Linked DNA regions of Homo sapiens: region 1 is linked to region 2. A link is a loop called in an ENCODE intact Hi-C map of the cell type or tissue named here. Cell type or tissue: IMR-90. All regions are shown on one strand. Each heading gives the region's core, and the rest is flanking DNA. Links, peaks and the distances in the headings are about the cores only.

Region 1 (8,349 bases), core at 325-8,324, 270 kb before region 2:
ATTAAATCACTTGATTTTTGTATATAGATCTTGTATCCTGTTTTGAAAAAAAAAAAAAGAAAAGATCCTGGTGCAACTTTTCCAAATAATCCTTTCTATTCACAAAATTGTGATAACTTTATCATATACCAAATATGTATGTATATGTTGTATATACACGCACACACAACACATACATAATGGTACATGACATATATAGACATATATATATATACATACATGTACACACAGATATATGTGTATATATGCATGTAAGTGTGTGCATACATATTAGTATATGTCATTTTTCTGGGCTATCAATCATACATGCTGTTGGTTCTTTTGCCAAAGTTTTATTTTACAAATTACCATAGCTACATTTTTTTAAATCAGGTAACAAAAGTTCTACTTTGCAAGGTCTGATTATGAGGATACATGTTATGATAAAATACCATCTTTCAACAATCAAGTTTGTAAGCAAATATTTAAATGAATTTTCCAGAATAAACTTTTATGTAACTGTGATCTTTAAACATTGCTCACGTGTATGAGGAGTGAGAAGCCTGATGCCTGTGAGTCAGGCTGTGGACTGTACTATGGCTCGTGCCACCAGCTGGCCTATTGCATGACAGAGAATGGTCTCCACAAGTCACAAATTACATCTGTTTATGCTTCTATTTGTTAGACAATCTGGCACCGGGAACAGCTGAGCAGAAGGATTTGAAAACAGCTTGTTTGATTGATGTATCTAGAGTTATCTCTAAATCCAAATAAAATGTTAAGTGCTATCAAGAAATCATAAATCAGGCATGTCTCTCTTTGAGCTATGAGAAGTTCTTGCTAAAGCTTTTATGACACCCATTTGAAAGAAATACAATTGGCTTGTATTCAAAATAGGATTTAGGCCTGTGTGTACCACACGATTAATTAGGTCACATTTTTAACCCGATTCAGCTGTGAGATAGCACAGGGCCTAGCATGTAAGTCATGGTGATGGAAAAGGTTGGAACTAGGGTTTTCAACCAGGTAAGAGAAATGTAGAGAGCATCAGGTACAAATGCAGAAGGTGGTTGATACTAATGAGTATGTTCGAAGAGTAGTTGTGATCAATGACCTCTGTTTACGGGGAGCAAGACGCCAATCAGAACAGGCAACAACACAGGGAAGCTGAGTGCCAACTACTAGGACATCACTTTGGCGGGATCCCAGCACTGAATCTTCATCAGTTATGACAAGAAAATTTTACATGCTTATGTCTGTGAAAACTCTAAATGCCCAGGAGACAGTAGAAATGCACTTTTTCATTAAGCAAAACTTTTGGGGAAAAAAAAAAATTCCAGGCCAGGCACTGTGGCTCATGCCTGTAATCCCAGCACTTTGGGAGGCCAAGGTGGGAGGATCACTAGAGCCCAGGAGTTCAAGACCAGCCTGGACAACACAGCAAAACCCACATCTATACATTTAAAAAAAAAATTAGCTGGGCATAGTGGTGTGCTCCTGTAGTCCCAGCTACTCTGGAGGCTGAGGCAGAAGGATCACTTGAGCCCAGGAGTTCGAGGCTAGAGTGAGCTATGATTGTGCCACTGCACCAGCCTGGGCAAGAGAGGGAGGCACTGACTCAAAAAACAAAAACAAAACATTTCTGTATGTGTTGTATTAGGTGTTGCCAATTAATATCAGCTCTGCCTAACTTAGGCTGAAAAGGAATTACTAGAAGACTGTTGTGAAGTTTATAGTATCAACAGGAAGGCTAGAGAATAAAACTTGAAAAAATGGGTAAAAGCCAAGGAAAGCTAGGTGGGAGGCACAACAGTTTAGTCAAAGTCATGCCTAGGAGCAGATGGGCTCTGGTGACATCTTGTCACCAATACTGCTGCTCCAGACTCGGCTGCTGCTGTGCACCATGACAGTGAATGTATTCTCCAGTGCCTTTTTGCTTTGGCTTGACTTACTCAAGAGTCAATGCCATGGTCAGGAGCATCCCATTGGCTGATCCTGGTCACGTGCCCACCTGGCTTTGCCTGCAAGGGGAAGAGATCTGGAACCGTCAGCTTCTTTAATGTAAGGCTGGATTTTGACTTCTTCTCAAGTCCCCAAGTGTGGGAGGGGAGAAGTTCTGGATGTTAAGTAGCAAAAAGTACACACACACAAGCATACGCACACAAACATATATATACTATAACTGAAATTTTAACATTTTGAATACTTATTACTCACGTAATAAAATTTTGTTTCTTTTTTTTATAATAATTTACTTTTATTTTTCTTAAGGTCTATTTTTTCCACTTTTGATGAAAGAGTCTCTTCTGTTCATTCATTCTTTTGTTAAAGGCCTAATACATCTCCCTATAAGTAGGATGCCTGGATTCCCCTTATATTTTCCCATACTTCACTTGAGTCTTCATAATGAAGCCTAATCTCTAACTCCTTCATCCAGTAGCCCAGATTGAGTGCATAGTGATCTGGGGCCGTAGGTAGTCCTGGCAGGTACATCTCATTTCAGGAGAGTTTTTCATCTGTGTCTCTCAACACTTACCTAACGGTGCGAAATCATTTATGGCTGTACCCCATTCCTGGTGCAGTATATGAAAAACTATGAGAACCGAATGAAAATGTGCCTCCTGCAGGAGATCGTTCCTCACCTGCCTTCATCAACCCCCAGTTTTAGCATTCTGAACAGTTAGTGACCTAGACCTTGACAAAAGTTTTCCAATGTCACCCTTGCCAGCAGCCAGTGACTTGATAAAGCCATCTATGGCCCAGACCTCATGGGATAGCTACTCCTGAATCCCGTTACACTCTCCCTAGGCAGCTACAGCACTGAAATCTGGTGAGCAGGCAGCCTCTGCCAAAGGCCCTCAAAGAACGAGATTTTCCTCTGATTGGGTGGTCCATTACTTATCCAAGTCCTAGACTAGATAAATAATGGTATCTATGACGTTCAAAATCTCTTGTTAATTTTTGAAAGGTTCTGCTTTCTAAGGTAAGTGATTTGCAAGCCAGTCCTGCTCAGCCTTCTTCATACATGTCTCCTCTGCCCTGTAAGTAACAGAAATTCTAGCATTTGGATGGTTCCCTAGTTTCTGATGTGAATGTAGTCATTTCACCATTTTCTGGGTGATTTCACTAGTTACTGGGGGAGAACATGTAAAATATCTGTCTGTTGTCAACTGGCCACTTTCCTCCAGAACGCAAACCGATACCAATTTGTTCTCTGATTTTATTTCACCTCTTTGAATCCTTGTCTCATGACTTGCACTTGGCATTCAGGGAAAGGTACAAGGGAAAAACAGACTAGGCCAGAAAAGACATGGCATGTATCTCTCAGATCCTGACATCTTGTAGGCTGTTTTCTGTGAGCTCTGCTGCTCTCCCTGCCTTCACATCTACCCAGTTAACAACTGCTTAGTTCAAGCACTGTCCTCTCTTTGTGGGGCGGGGTGGTCATCTCAGACTGCCCCCATGATTGCCTAACTCCTGTAAGTGCCCATACTCTGTTCTCCCAAGAGCTCTAAACATGCCTAACACTTATTGCACTCTCTCATAGTTGTTGATATAGTCACCCATCTCCCTAGCCAGACTGTGAGTTCTCTGGTAGAGACTAATCCACCTGTCACCGCATTCCTGGCGTCAAGTTCAGTTAGTTAAATGAATAAATAGGTTTGGAAAAGAGATGGGAAAGAAAAGAAGAAAACAATTTATTAGAATATCTAGATTTTTTTCTAAATTGGTAACATTCAAGATTAATCATGCTTTGACAGTTTGGAAGAACAAAAGTGAAGAATAAAGAAAGAACTAAACTGTGATACTGATAGCCTTATTGTTTCTGCTCTGTTAAAAGTATAGTACATGTGTTGGAAGTGAACTTACTGATTGTGAATAACTAATAATAGAAAATAATGATAGAAACATATCTTCTGATGACAGTTTCTGTATAATTCCCATTTCTTTATAATAAATACACTGTTCTTCAGTGGTAGAAAAACTAATTGTTCGCTGTGAAAATGCTACCCATTAGCATCACTGTTCCTAAACAATATACAGTCTTCTCTTATATGGCTCTCAGCTGCACGCTGCCTGGAAGATACTTTAGACATGAGCCAGCTTTTTACATATAACAAATGCCCAGTAAGAGGCACTTAGAATTCCAGTTGGACTGAACTTGCCCCTTCTCCAGAGGGCACATAAATGAATACATACAAGGAAATCCCCTCCCATCATGCACACACATATGCCCGCACGCAATCCTCGGAGCAGCTGTGTTATATTATAAATTGGAGGCCTTTTGTTAGTTCAGATGTTTCAGGTCTGCAAAGGCACTCTGGAGAAGAAATAAATATTATGAGTAAGTCTCGTTTCCATGCTTGTAGTGGGGAAATACTTTCCAGCACAGTTTACTACGGTTTTATACTAAAACAATCTCGTAAAACAATACCAGCATTACTCACTCAGCACATGACTGCTAAGACAAGAATGGTGTCTGTTTTATTCCCTAAATATTCAAAACATTATTTCATTCAGACTCTGTCCCAGATAGACTTTCTTTTCAGTAAAACTAACCAGAATAATCATGGATTGTGTGCTCACTAAATCTATTATTCTTTTTTTAATATAAAATAATTCGTCTTTTTTCCCACTTTACCAAATATTGCATATTTATAAAACTTCACCAATAAGAGAGATCCAATACAAGCATTTAAAGGAAAGGCAGCTTGGAGCTGGGTGGGAGCTCAATCTGGAATCCAGGTCATTCCATTTAAGGATCTGGTCTTCTGCTTTGAAGGCTCAGGATCTGAAGTTGCTTATAAGCTTGGTAACAAGAAGAGAAGGTACTGGAGATAGGTATAAATGCACATTTATTAATTTATAAGGGGAGAGGACTCATAATAATCAGTATACTAAAAGTCTACATAATAAGTGCATTCTCCTCTTATTGTCAAACTATACATGAAGCCAACTGATAAGATTTTATTAAATATGAAGTCAGAATAAGGGTACACAGAGAAATTTATTTTAATGGCACTGGCCTAAGAGAGATATATTTATCTCCCTATGAGATCTTGTCAAAGGGATTAGAAACACTTTGCCATGCTCTTACCAAAGCCTGGCACATTCTCCCACCCCCATTCTCTGCTTACTTTTAGTAATCCATTTAATCTTAGCTTAATTATCACTTTCTTAGAGAAACCATTCCTAGTCTTCTTATCTAAGAAGGGGCCCTGATGTATACTCCAGAGCACTCTGTAATTTTCTTTTGTAACACTTGTCTCAATCTGTAGCTCTACATTTATTTGTTGTTTTAAGTTTTGTCTGCCTCTAGATTGTAAGCTCCAGGAGAGCACGCGTATTTGTTTTGAGCTCTACTATTCTCAGCATCTAGCACAGTGCCTGGCATAGCTAGGAGCATTCAGTACACATTTGTTGAATGAATACATGAATGTACAAGGTAGCGGCTGAGAGCACAGGTGCTGGATTCAGGCTTCCTTAATTGAAATCATCTCTCTGCTTCTTAATAACCACGTGAGGCTGCAAATTACAAAATTAGTTTCCTTATCTGTAAAATGAGAAAATGATAGTATAATACCTACCTCATAGGTATTATACCATCTAATGAGGATTAAATTCCAATGAGGATTAAATAATAGATACAAAATACTTGGAACAGTCAGTGATTGGCACAGAGTAAGCACTCAAGCAGAGTTAGCTGTTAATATCATCTTACAAAGAATAATTCTAAGAAAAGTCGAAAGCCTAATTTCTAAAACTCAGCTTTCTTGGGACGTTACTGGAATAGTACTATCAATACTAACCTCTGGAGATATTTATTTATGTTTCCAAGGTTTAATAGAACCACCTTTTTTATTATAAAATTCTTAAATTAAATAAGTGACTATTAAAACAGATTATACCAAAGCCCTTTCAGCATGAAATAATTTTTTTATTATACTTTAAGTTCTGGGATACATGTACAGAATGTGCAGGTTTGTTACATAGGTATACACATGTCATGGTGGTTTGCTGCACTCATCAACCCGTCAACTACATTAGGTATTTCTCCTAATACTATCCATCCCCTAGCCCCTCAACCCTTGACAGGCCTCGTGTGTGATGTTCCCCTCCCTGTGTCCATGTGTTCTCATTGTTCAACTCCCACTTATGAGTGAGAACATGCGGTGTTTGCTTTTCTGTTCTTGTGTTAGTTTTCACATGAAATATATTTTATCTTATTTTCACAATGTTTTGAATGTACTGATGTGTACTGATCTATTATGCATAGATTTCAGAACTTAACTCTGATGGCAACTGTGTTCTTATTTCCAAGTTGTTGGGAGGGACATCTCTGTAACAGTGAACTATGAACAACAATATTACAGGTGGAAATCATAAAATTTAGAAAGGAAAAAATAAGAACATAATAACTATATATATGTTCTATAACATATAACTATATAATAACTTTTTTATTTTATAAAAAAGAGGTGGTCATTATTGTATTTGTTTTATATTGTTGTAAGGGCTTTACTATGGGGCAAAACACCTTATTTAACAATTATATATTATTATGTTGTAAGGCAAATCTTGGTTGTTAAGTTGGCTGTATAGTTGTTAAGAGTCTTACTCTCTGGCTCATTCATTCAACATTTATTGAGTGGCTAATAGGGCTGGTTTATGACATTTTGGATTTGCACTAAAGCATGGTACAAACAAGATTCTGTTTTTTGATAAATTGGTATTTTGATCATCACAACTTTTATCAATTATTTTTTATGTATTACGTCTGTTATTTTCAATGACAAAATACTGACAACAATAATATATGAAAATGCATTGCTAAAATGACCAAAGTAAGGGCAACCACCCTTTTCAAATTTTCTTATCCTGTATATACCTGTAGTGCACCCTCTGGTCATTAGCTGTAGCTGCTACTCAAAGAGCTTATTTTCATTCACAATTGAGCATCTTTTACCTGGAATTAAAATATTCATTTCAAAACATCTTCTTTTCTTTCCTTTGAGGACATTATAATACTTAATCCTAAATCGGGACTTTAGGAAGTGGCTTTCTATATTTGAGCCTTAATTTGTTCACCTTCTCACTTGTTGGAATCTCCATCCTTTTATTTTCTCACATAGGGGCTCTGCTGTTTTCAGTCCCTAAGACAAGGTTATATCCTGTGTCCACATGAATATCCCACAGATTAAACTAGTGCACTGTCCTCAGAATTGAATCAAACTCAAATATCTTGTACAATTACTCATCTGTTATTCACTTTCTCCTTATCAAACAAAAAGGACTTATAAAAACTATAATTTGTATACTTGAATTATCAATTATAGAGAGATGTGTTAAAAATCTTCCACAATGGTTATAGATTTGCCATTTTCTCATAGTAATTTTATAAACTTTTCTTTATATTTTATAATGACTATATTATTAGGTACACATACCTACAATATATGATAGCAGGTCAAGAATAGACATTAATGAAACACAATGTATATGTATAAAGCATATTTATTATTCCACTCCCACTTATGTGCTCATGAGAGACATCAGTAATTAATCACAGCACTCCATTTTGATCCTAAAGTTGTTCCAGAATATGTTTTAACACAGTGCCCTGTGCAATCATCTTAGTTGTCACTCAAGGTAATTCCTGTTTGCCTTTCCTTGCCCCACCTTATTTTCTTGAAAAATAGAATGTACTAAAAAGGTGGGATTTGAATATCCCATCAATGGGGATGAACATTATAAAATATTACTCAATACATGGTATTGGAACAATTGATACTTTTAAAAAATGATGTCATGTTTCAAACTTTCATCATATGCTAAAAAATCAATTGAAACAATTAATGTAGATATAACAAACTTTTAGATGGTCTAGAAGAAGATATAGGTGATTATCTTTTCTTGAGATCCAGAGACCTTTTATGAACATATAAGCAGAGGCTAGCGAGAGGGCATACAGAAAATCTCTGGTAAATTAGGCTTCATAAAAGTTAAAATCTTCCTTCTTTCAATCATAAAAAGCAAATGGAACAAATGAGGAAAAGGTAGGCAGTGTATGTAATACTAAAAGTTCTTAATATATAGTGATTTTATAAATTAAATAAGAAAAAGCTATTCTAGGTGAAAAATGACTAAGAACAAAATCACACAATTTGAAAAAGAAGTATTAATGGTGAATATGCATACTACAAAAGGTTAAATCTGACACTAACACAAAATAACACAAGATAATTTTTTTCCTGTCAATTTATCATAGTTCAAAAATAACAATGTCATGATATAATGTACATTGTTGAAAATATCTGAAAGGAAATTTGGAAACACAGATCAAGAAACTCATAAATATTCACAGACTTT
Region 2 (8,349 bases), core at 65-8,064:
AAACCCCATCTCTACTAAAAATACAAAACTTAGCCAGGGGTGGTGGCATGTGCCTGTAATCCCAGCTACTTGGAAGGCTGATGCAGAAGCAGAAGAAGAATCACTTGAACCTGGGAGGTGGAGGTTGTAGTGAGCAGAGATCACGCCATTGCACTCCAGCCTGGGAGACAGAGTGAGACTCTGTCTCTCAAAAAAGAGAATATACAACAAAAAAGTATCTGTAATTCCATCTCTAGAATTTAATCTGTGAACATATTATTCAAAATGTGTACATGTATATATACACACATACATATGTCCACATGTGTATGTACACATATAACCACAATCATATATTTGTACATACTCATTTTTCTTAGAATAAATTTCTGGAATTATGAAGATGTAAATGGATATGAATGGTTTAAATTCCTTAGATGTAGATTTTAGCTATTTTTCCATACGTTATCATCAAAAACGAAACACTGACTACCCTGAGAAAGAAGAAAAATTGAACGAGTGTGCCTTCTTTTCCTCTCTTGCTTACTTCTGAGTGTCTTACTTCTCACTTCTGTCAATATAAGTTATCAAATTATCAATATGAAAATCATGGTAATAACATGAATGACTAAAATCAAACAAACAGGTAAGTATACAGTGATATAACCTTATGGTTAAAATGTTAGATGTTAAATTTAAAGGATAAGGGAAACTTGAGTATGATATCAATTATATAATACTACTATATACATTTAAATGCATGTATACACACATGTAGCATGCAATAGCCAGTATCTACTGAGGTCTGTCATATAATTGGCACTGTGCTAATAACCTCATTGAATATACTTCTCATGTAGTCCCTGGCAATAACCTTACGAGATGGGACTGCCTGTATTTTACAAATGAGGAAACTGAGGTTCAAAGAGGTCAAGAAACTTCTCTGGGCAATACAGCTAGGAATGACGGAGCTGGGATCTTACTCTAAATCTGGATGCCTCCAGAGGCCTTTGTTCTTAGCCACTATGCTATATTGGCACAAGAAAAAAATACACTGGATGGAAGTATGTCAAAATGGTGGTGGTCAAGTTCAGAATCACTTTTGTAACCTTACTTAAATGATTCTGTATACTATAAAACATTGACATAGGATACGATTTACTTTTATAACCAGAAATAAATTAGTGAATAATAAGTATTGCATGCAGGCTTTGTGACTCAGACCCAGGTGGCCTGGATCACTCAGACCCTCCGTAGGAAGACCATTATTATTATGCAGAAACCCTTGGGTTGGCCATACTTTTTTTCCTCTTCTGTCTTGTAGCTGAGGTGGAACAGCCTCCTAATGAGGCAGATGTCTTTTTAAAGTCCTCCAGTTTTCTCTAGAGAATGCTAATTACTCCCAAACCACCCCCTAAAAAAACTCCACTCACTTTAACTAGAAATTATAAAAAAGGTATATCCAGATGTCAGCAACAAAGATAATATTTTTTAAACTTGGAAAAAATAACTGTAACAATATGCATGGAAAACTATATAATTCATTCTTTTGGATAGGCCAAAATAAAGTCTTTTTTTTTTTTTTAAGGTTGTTGAGGGCAGATTAACTAGTGCTGAGTGTGTATATTGTCAATATTGTAATAACTTTGTAGTTGGAAGATAAAATAACTTCTTTTCAAATATAAGCTAAGGTATGAAAAAAACTTTAAAATGTTCTTGGCCGGGTACAGCGGCTCACGGCTGTAATCCCAGCACTTTGGGAAGCCAAGGCGGGTGGATCACCTGAGGTCAGGAGTTCAAGACCAGCCTGGCTAACAAAGTGCAACCTCGTCTCTACTAAAAATACAAAAAAAAAAAAAAAATTAGCCAGGCATGGTGGTACATGCCTGTAATCCCAGCTACTTGGGAGGCTGGGGAAGGAGCATCACTTGAACCTGGGAGGTGGAGGCTGCAGTGAGCCAAGATTGTGCCATTGCACTCTAGCCTAGATGACAAGAGCGAAATTCCATCTCAAAAATAATAATAATAATAAAGTTCTTAAGCTTTTCAGGGGCAGGGCAATACGTTTTTAATAAGACTAAGAAACACTATGCTAAACCTGATTCTTGAGGGAGCCAACCAATATATTAGAAAGCCACATGACTGGGCTATATCTTTAAGCCCCACAGAATTGCTTTCATTGAACTGCACTTTGGTTACAGACCACCAACCTTCACTGAGAAATGATATGGCATGACTTTATGGGACATGGTACTGAATGTGCCATAAAGAATGTAGAGCTCTCCAGAACATCACATCATAGCTGATGCATCCATCACAGAGCAATACCCAAATGAGAAATGTCTCTTTGGACTCAGTACTTAGAAGGGTTATTTCTCCTGATTTTACTTTATGGCCACCAAATCATGAACGTTATTGTGTTTTACATCTTCATTAACTGCTAGAAAGTATGTCTTTACCTGACTCCATGTCATTTTCTTAGATTTCTTTTTCCCTTTCCCTCCTTTTTCTTGCTTATTTTAAACTCAACTTTGTCCTCTGAACTGAATGCATCTTTTTAAGCTGTCTTAAATACTTTGTTTTGAGACTGGGTCTCGCTCTGCCACCCAGGCTGTAGTACAGTGGCACGATCACAGCTCACTGTAGCCTCCACCTACAGGCCTCATGCTATCCTTCCAACTCAGCCTTCCAAGTAGCTGGGACAAGAGGCATGCACCACCATGCCCAACTAACTTTTGTTTTTTGTTTGTTTGTTTGTTTTTTTGTAGAGATGGGGTTTTTCCATGTCATCAGGCTGGTCTCGAACTCCTAAGCTCAAGCAATCCATCCACTTTGGCCTCCCAAAGTGCTAGAATTATAGGTGTGAGCCACTGCACCAGCCAAATCCTTTTTTAAATAAAAGATTAAGTATAAATAAACAGGCACATACTCTGTACACTTCTGTAAGACTGTTTATGTAAGACTGCTATTGGACATAAGAACCACCCAACATGAATGAAACCAGCATGTTTCCTATACCAAAAAGAAAATAAATTTTCATTTATATTTTAACAGTGAGATTGAAACAATCTAAGGTCTCTCACCCACAGGCCATTCTGCAGACACTCAGGTTACAACCTGAACCCAACAGAGTAGCTGGCTTATGTACAGGCTCATGATTACATCATGATTATGTGTTTCCATGCCACTGTGTTCAGGAAGTAAGCGGTCTGGATATAAGATTTCTAGCCATCCTTGAGGTGAGTGGACAGAAGGAACTGTCAGGTTAGAGATGCAGCATTTCAAAAACAAACAGAAGGGATGAAGGAAGGGGAAGTGAAGGAACAGGTAAAGAGATATGAGACTCAGAGAAGAGTAATGTCTCTGTAGCCAAAATTAAAGAAAACTTCAAAAAGAAAGTACTAGATGATACATTCTTTAACAGATGACTAATATTCCTGGCAAAAACTTTTTAAAAACTAAGTATACATTTAAATACATAACATTCCATCCTTTAGCCTTCAACCTAACAACATCAATTCCTTTAAAACAGCATTTTTGAAAAGCTGGTTTTTTTTTTTCCATCTGTACTCAAAATGGTACATCTATGGTGGACACACCCTAAGATGTTCCAAAATGAGTCACACTCTTGTGTAGTCCCCCTTCCCCTGGTGTGTGAGCAGAACCTGTAACTTGCTTCTAGCCATAGAATACAGTTATAGGATGCCACTCCCTTGATTAGGTTCTGTCAAATAGCAAAAGTGAAGGGGTTTTGCATATGTAATTAAATTGACAATAAATTGCTCAAAAGGGAGATTACCCTGGGTCAGTTGGACTGACTTAAGTGAGCTCTCACAGAGGCCAGAGACTGGAAGAAGTACAGATTTCTCTCTCTCTCCCTCTATCTCTCCCTCCCTCTCTCCCTCTGCCCACCCCCTGCCTCCGCCCATTGCTGGCCTTGAAGATGCAAGTTGCCATGAATTCTACAGTCACAAGGAAATGAATTCTACCAGCAACCTAAGGAACTTGAAGCAGATCCTTCCCTAGTCGAGCCTCCACATGAGAATGCAACCCAACTGGTACGCAGACTTCAGCTTGTGAGACCCCAAGCACAGAACCCAGCTAAGCATGCCTGGACTTTTAACCTACAGAGACTGAGAGATAATTCATGGGTGTGTTTTAAACCACTAAGTCTGTGACAATTTGCGATGTAGCATAGAAAATGAATACAACACCTAAAGACAGAGACAATTTGCATGGGAATTGCCTTTTAATCCACTAAACAGAAAAAAATGTAACGGAAACTTCAGACTCCTCTCTTAACTTCTCACATCACTTAGCCAAGTTCTCCCACATTAGATGTTCCAGATACTTAAACTAAAGCAGCTGTCACCATATCCAAAATGCTTCGCTGGAGAACCATCACATGACACCACTGTGGGAGTTTCAATGCTTGCTGGCCCAAGGAAATCTGCCTCCAATAAACCAGGAAATGTTTAACCCAGACAGCCTGTAACTTCCACAATTTTCTAATCAGCCACCAGAGAGTCCTCTTTAGATTGTCATAGTGACTCAGCACACACACATCAATGCCTTCAACCCCAAAGCTGCACATCTATGTACGTAGTTGTTCTCCCTTCACCTACTTGGGCATGAAAATCACCAAATGAGCACAGAATCAGCAAACTTTGTATAGGCCACAAAGGAGGAGGCAACGTTTCATTTCCATTTTAGCACTGAGATCAAAACACAGCCAAAGGCCAGGCTATTCAGCTGAGACTTGATTCCATAATAGCATGTTCTCTCTGCCCTGCACAAAATTATACCCTGATTATGTATTTCCATGCCATTGTGCCCAGAAGGTGGTTAGGCAGCAACAGCTCTAGCATGGGTGGAAGGTTTAGGCATCTGAATATTTGGAAAAGTAGAGAATGGGGGGAAGGGAAAGTTTGTCTCTTTTTCTGAAGCATTTTTCTGTCAACTGGAAATCAAACTTACCAATGCTTACATTATACTTTTCTGAGTGATGAATACAATGCTTTGGATGCATAGTTCAAGTAAGGTCGATAAGCAATTTATCTTTTGAAATTATTTCTAATGAGAGAGCATTGGCAATTTTTTTCAACTGTTGTGATTTTTATGCACTAATTAAAATCATTATAATACTTATATATACTAGACACAGCAGAAATAGCAAATTTTCATTGTTTAAAAAGACATCAGAGAATAACAATCTTCTTTTCCTTTTTTTCTTCCCTTCCTCTTTTGTTTTTACCTTTTGAAATACTAAAGGCAACAAAATAGCAAGTAATGAGCACCAGCATTGAAACTACAAGTCCTAGGTTAGGGTATGGGGTCTAGCAAATACTTAATTTCCTTCAGTAATTCACGTCATCTCTCTGAATCTGTTTTACCATCTCTAAAATGGGTAAAACACTATCTGCACTATCATACCTACAATTTCATAAAAATCATCACAGATAATATGTCTACAAAGATATTGTAGTATATATAAACCAAATGTGGCCAGGCACAGTGGCCCATGCCTGTATTCTCAGCACTTTGGGAGACTGATGTGGGAGGAATACTTGAGGCCAGGAGTCCCAGACCAGCCTGGGAAACATAATGAGACCCCATCTCAACAACAACAACAAATTTTTTTTTTTTTAATTAGCCAGACGTTACGGCGCTTGACTATAGTCCTAGCTGCACACGAGGCTAAAGTGGGAGAATCCCTTGAGCCCAGGAGTTTGAAGCTGCAGTAAGCAAGGATCGCTACTGTACTCCAGCCTGTGTGACAGAGCAAAACCCTGTTTCAAAAAACAAAACAAAAAACAAAACAAAACAAAAAACAGGGTGAGGTAGGACGATGGCTTGAGACCAGGAGGTTGAGGCTGCAGTGAGCTGTGATCTAGCCACTGTACTCCAGTATAGGTGACAGAGCAAGATCTTATCTCAGTTTAATTAAAGGAAATTATATGAATGTATTTTTCCTTTCAATATTTATGTTTCCTCTCATGAACTGACAAACTAAACTTTAAGAGCCAGTAGTTTATTACTCTGTTCCTAAAGACATTAAAATAGTTAAAAGTAAATTACGAAATTACTGTCAGAAAAATATAGTAACAGTTAACATTTAATAAATGTCAGACATTGACTAAAGGGCATCACATAACTTTTCATTTGATTCTCACATGAAGGAAGTCAATTATCTCTATTTTACAGATGAGGAATCTGAAGTTTCAGGAAGTTAAAGAGTAAGTAGTAAACCTATGATAAAAAAAATTAAGCAGGTTAATCCGGAGTCCACAATTAACCACTCAACTGTTTCAAATACATTTTCCGGGTTGATACTCCAAGAAAAGGAGCGATGAGATGTGGTCTCAGCATACAGGTGGTCTTGTTGTTATAAAGCAGAGTGTTCCTAGTGAGCTAGGAGACCTGATGTGGAGGACAAGCCCACCCACATTGCAGGGAGACCGCCACAGACAGAAGCTAATGGCCAGCCACATGAAAGGCATGCCATTAGGGCAGGTTATGATGGACGTAATGCTCCCTGGAGTTGTGAACTGAAGAAGTCCTGTAGAATTTAGAACACATCAATTGACCTACAGCCAGCTACCAAACCACATCAGAGCCTACGGGGCTGCATCTAGGTCTGCAAAGGTCCAGAAGTTACAGAGACTGCTGCTGCTTGATGGTGAGTATGCAGAGAGCGGACCTGAGCAGCGGAGAAAGTAACCAGAGAGCTGGAACCAAGAAATAAAAGTAGGAACTGGGGAAGAAGAGTCAATGAGATGAAAGAAAACAAAACTGAAGTAAAGCCAGAAACCAGAAATACTGTAAGACTCTGGTTCCCAAACTGTGCCCCCAGGAACCTTGGGGTGCCACAGTGAATTCAGAGGAATGCTACTAGATATTTTTAATTTGAGGGCAGCTAACACTCGACATCTCTCAGACACCCTCTGAACTACGAGCATAAAGTAGTTCAGCGCTTCAACATTAAATGGCATTACATTCCTTTCAATGACATCATGTCCTTGCAATATGATATCTGCTATAATAAAAATGAAGTGTAAACATAAAACTCAGTGTGGAACAGAAAATGAAGATGGTGGTTTCCAATCTGAATTCAAGTTTTGAAAAGTTGTGCAGTGCCCAACAGGTGCATACATACCTTAGTAAATATGAAGGATTAGATAAAAATGATAATTCTTTCAATTTATATGGTTTTGTTTTACAAAATGGCTACTAATTTATCAGGACCTATATACGTATTAAGTTGAATTAACTAATTAAGTTGAATATACTTATTAAGTTGATTTAATAAATGAAACTGTTAGGTATTTCTTTTAGCTTTGGGGCACTGTAAAAAAACTGAGACAGTATGAGCACTGAACTGAGACGTCATGGGAATATTACTTAGGGATTAAAGTTGTCTAGGGAAGATAGAAAAGTAAAGGATCTCAGCAGTGAGTTGCATATCTGTTTTCAAGGTCTTATTATTATATTATTATTATTATTATTATTATTATTATTATACTTTAAGTTCTGGGGTACATATGCAGAACGTGCAGGTTTGTTACATAGGTATACACGTGCCATGGTGGTTTGCTGCACCCATCAACCCATCATCCACATTGGGTATTTCTCCTAACGCTATCCCTCCCTCAGCCCCCCAACCCCCAACAGGCCCCAGTGTGTGATATTCTCCTCTCTGTGTCCATGCTTTGACATGGCAACACCACTCAATACAAAGGAGACTTGCCCCACTGAGTCCTAGAAGCATCATGGGTCCTGACCCTTGTGGTCTGGTCCTGCTCAAGACATAATAAAGATCTGCCACAATGAGGATTAATTCAGGGACTTTAGATTTCAGCATGGCAATATGATAATCTGATGAAAACAAGTTATGTATCATGTATTTTATAATAGTACCTACCAAGTACTTATAAACTTGGCATCTTATACAGACGGTCCCTGACTTACAATGGTTTGATTTAGGATTTTTTGACTTTATGACAGTGTAAAAGTGATACACCCATTCCTTAGAAACTGTACTTTGGGTACCCATACAACCATTCTGTTTTTCACTTTCATTTCAGTATTCAATAAATCGATGAGATATTCAACACTTTATTGTACAATAGGCTTTGTGTTAGATTATTTTGGCCAACTGTAGGCTAATGTAAGTGTTCTGAGCATGTTTAAGGTAGGATAGGCTAAGCTATGATGTTCCAAGGTTATGTGTATTAAATGCATTTTCAACTTACAATATTTTCAATTTACGATGGATTTATGGAGATGTAACCCCACCGCTAAGTCAGGAAACATTTGTGTAATAATCTCACTTAACCTTTTGAGGTTTTACTGTTTCTGCTGTGTCTCTCA

The links. Hi-C counts contacts between places; a loop is a spot of excess contacts. Peaks named below come from ENCODE experiments on the same cell type or tissue, not always from the same donor. Only the 100,000 strongest peaks of a DNase experiment are listed, where the experiment ranks them.
Region 1: a loop joins it to region 2, with 3 times the contacts of the local background. A loop is called at or near these places in 4 of 110 quality-filtered maps.

What each region holds. Positions count from the first base shown.
Region 1 is chr9:110,646,936-110,655,284 of GRCh38, forward strand. No RefSeq gene overlaps it. Among named protein-coding and RNA genes, the nearest start is that of MUSK, 18 kb to the right of the region's middle. In IMR-90, for the core only: no CTCF peak of the experiment used is centred there; DNase peaks (open chromatin) are centred at 596, 3,536 and 4,266; H3K27ac peaks cover 4,403 bases.
Region 2 is chr9:110,915,359-110,923,707 of GRCh38, forward strand. All of the region lies in intron 5 of LPAR1 (lysophosphatidic acid receptor 1), which reads right to left. Among named protein-coding and RNA genes, the nearest start is that of LPAR1, 120 kb to the right of the region's middle. RefSeq lists an enhancer at 32-201. In IMR-90, for the core only: no CTCF peak of the experiment used is centred there; DNase peaks (open chromatin) are centred at 1,203, 3,143, 3,553 and 4,543; H3K4me3 peaks cover 299 bases; H3K27ac peaks cover 4,206 bases.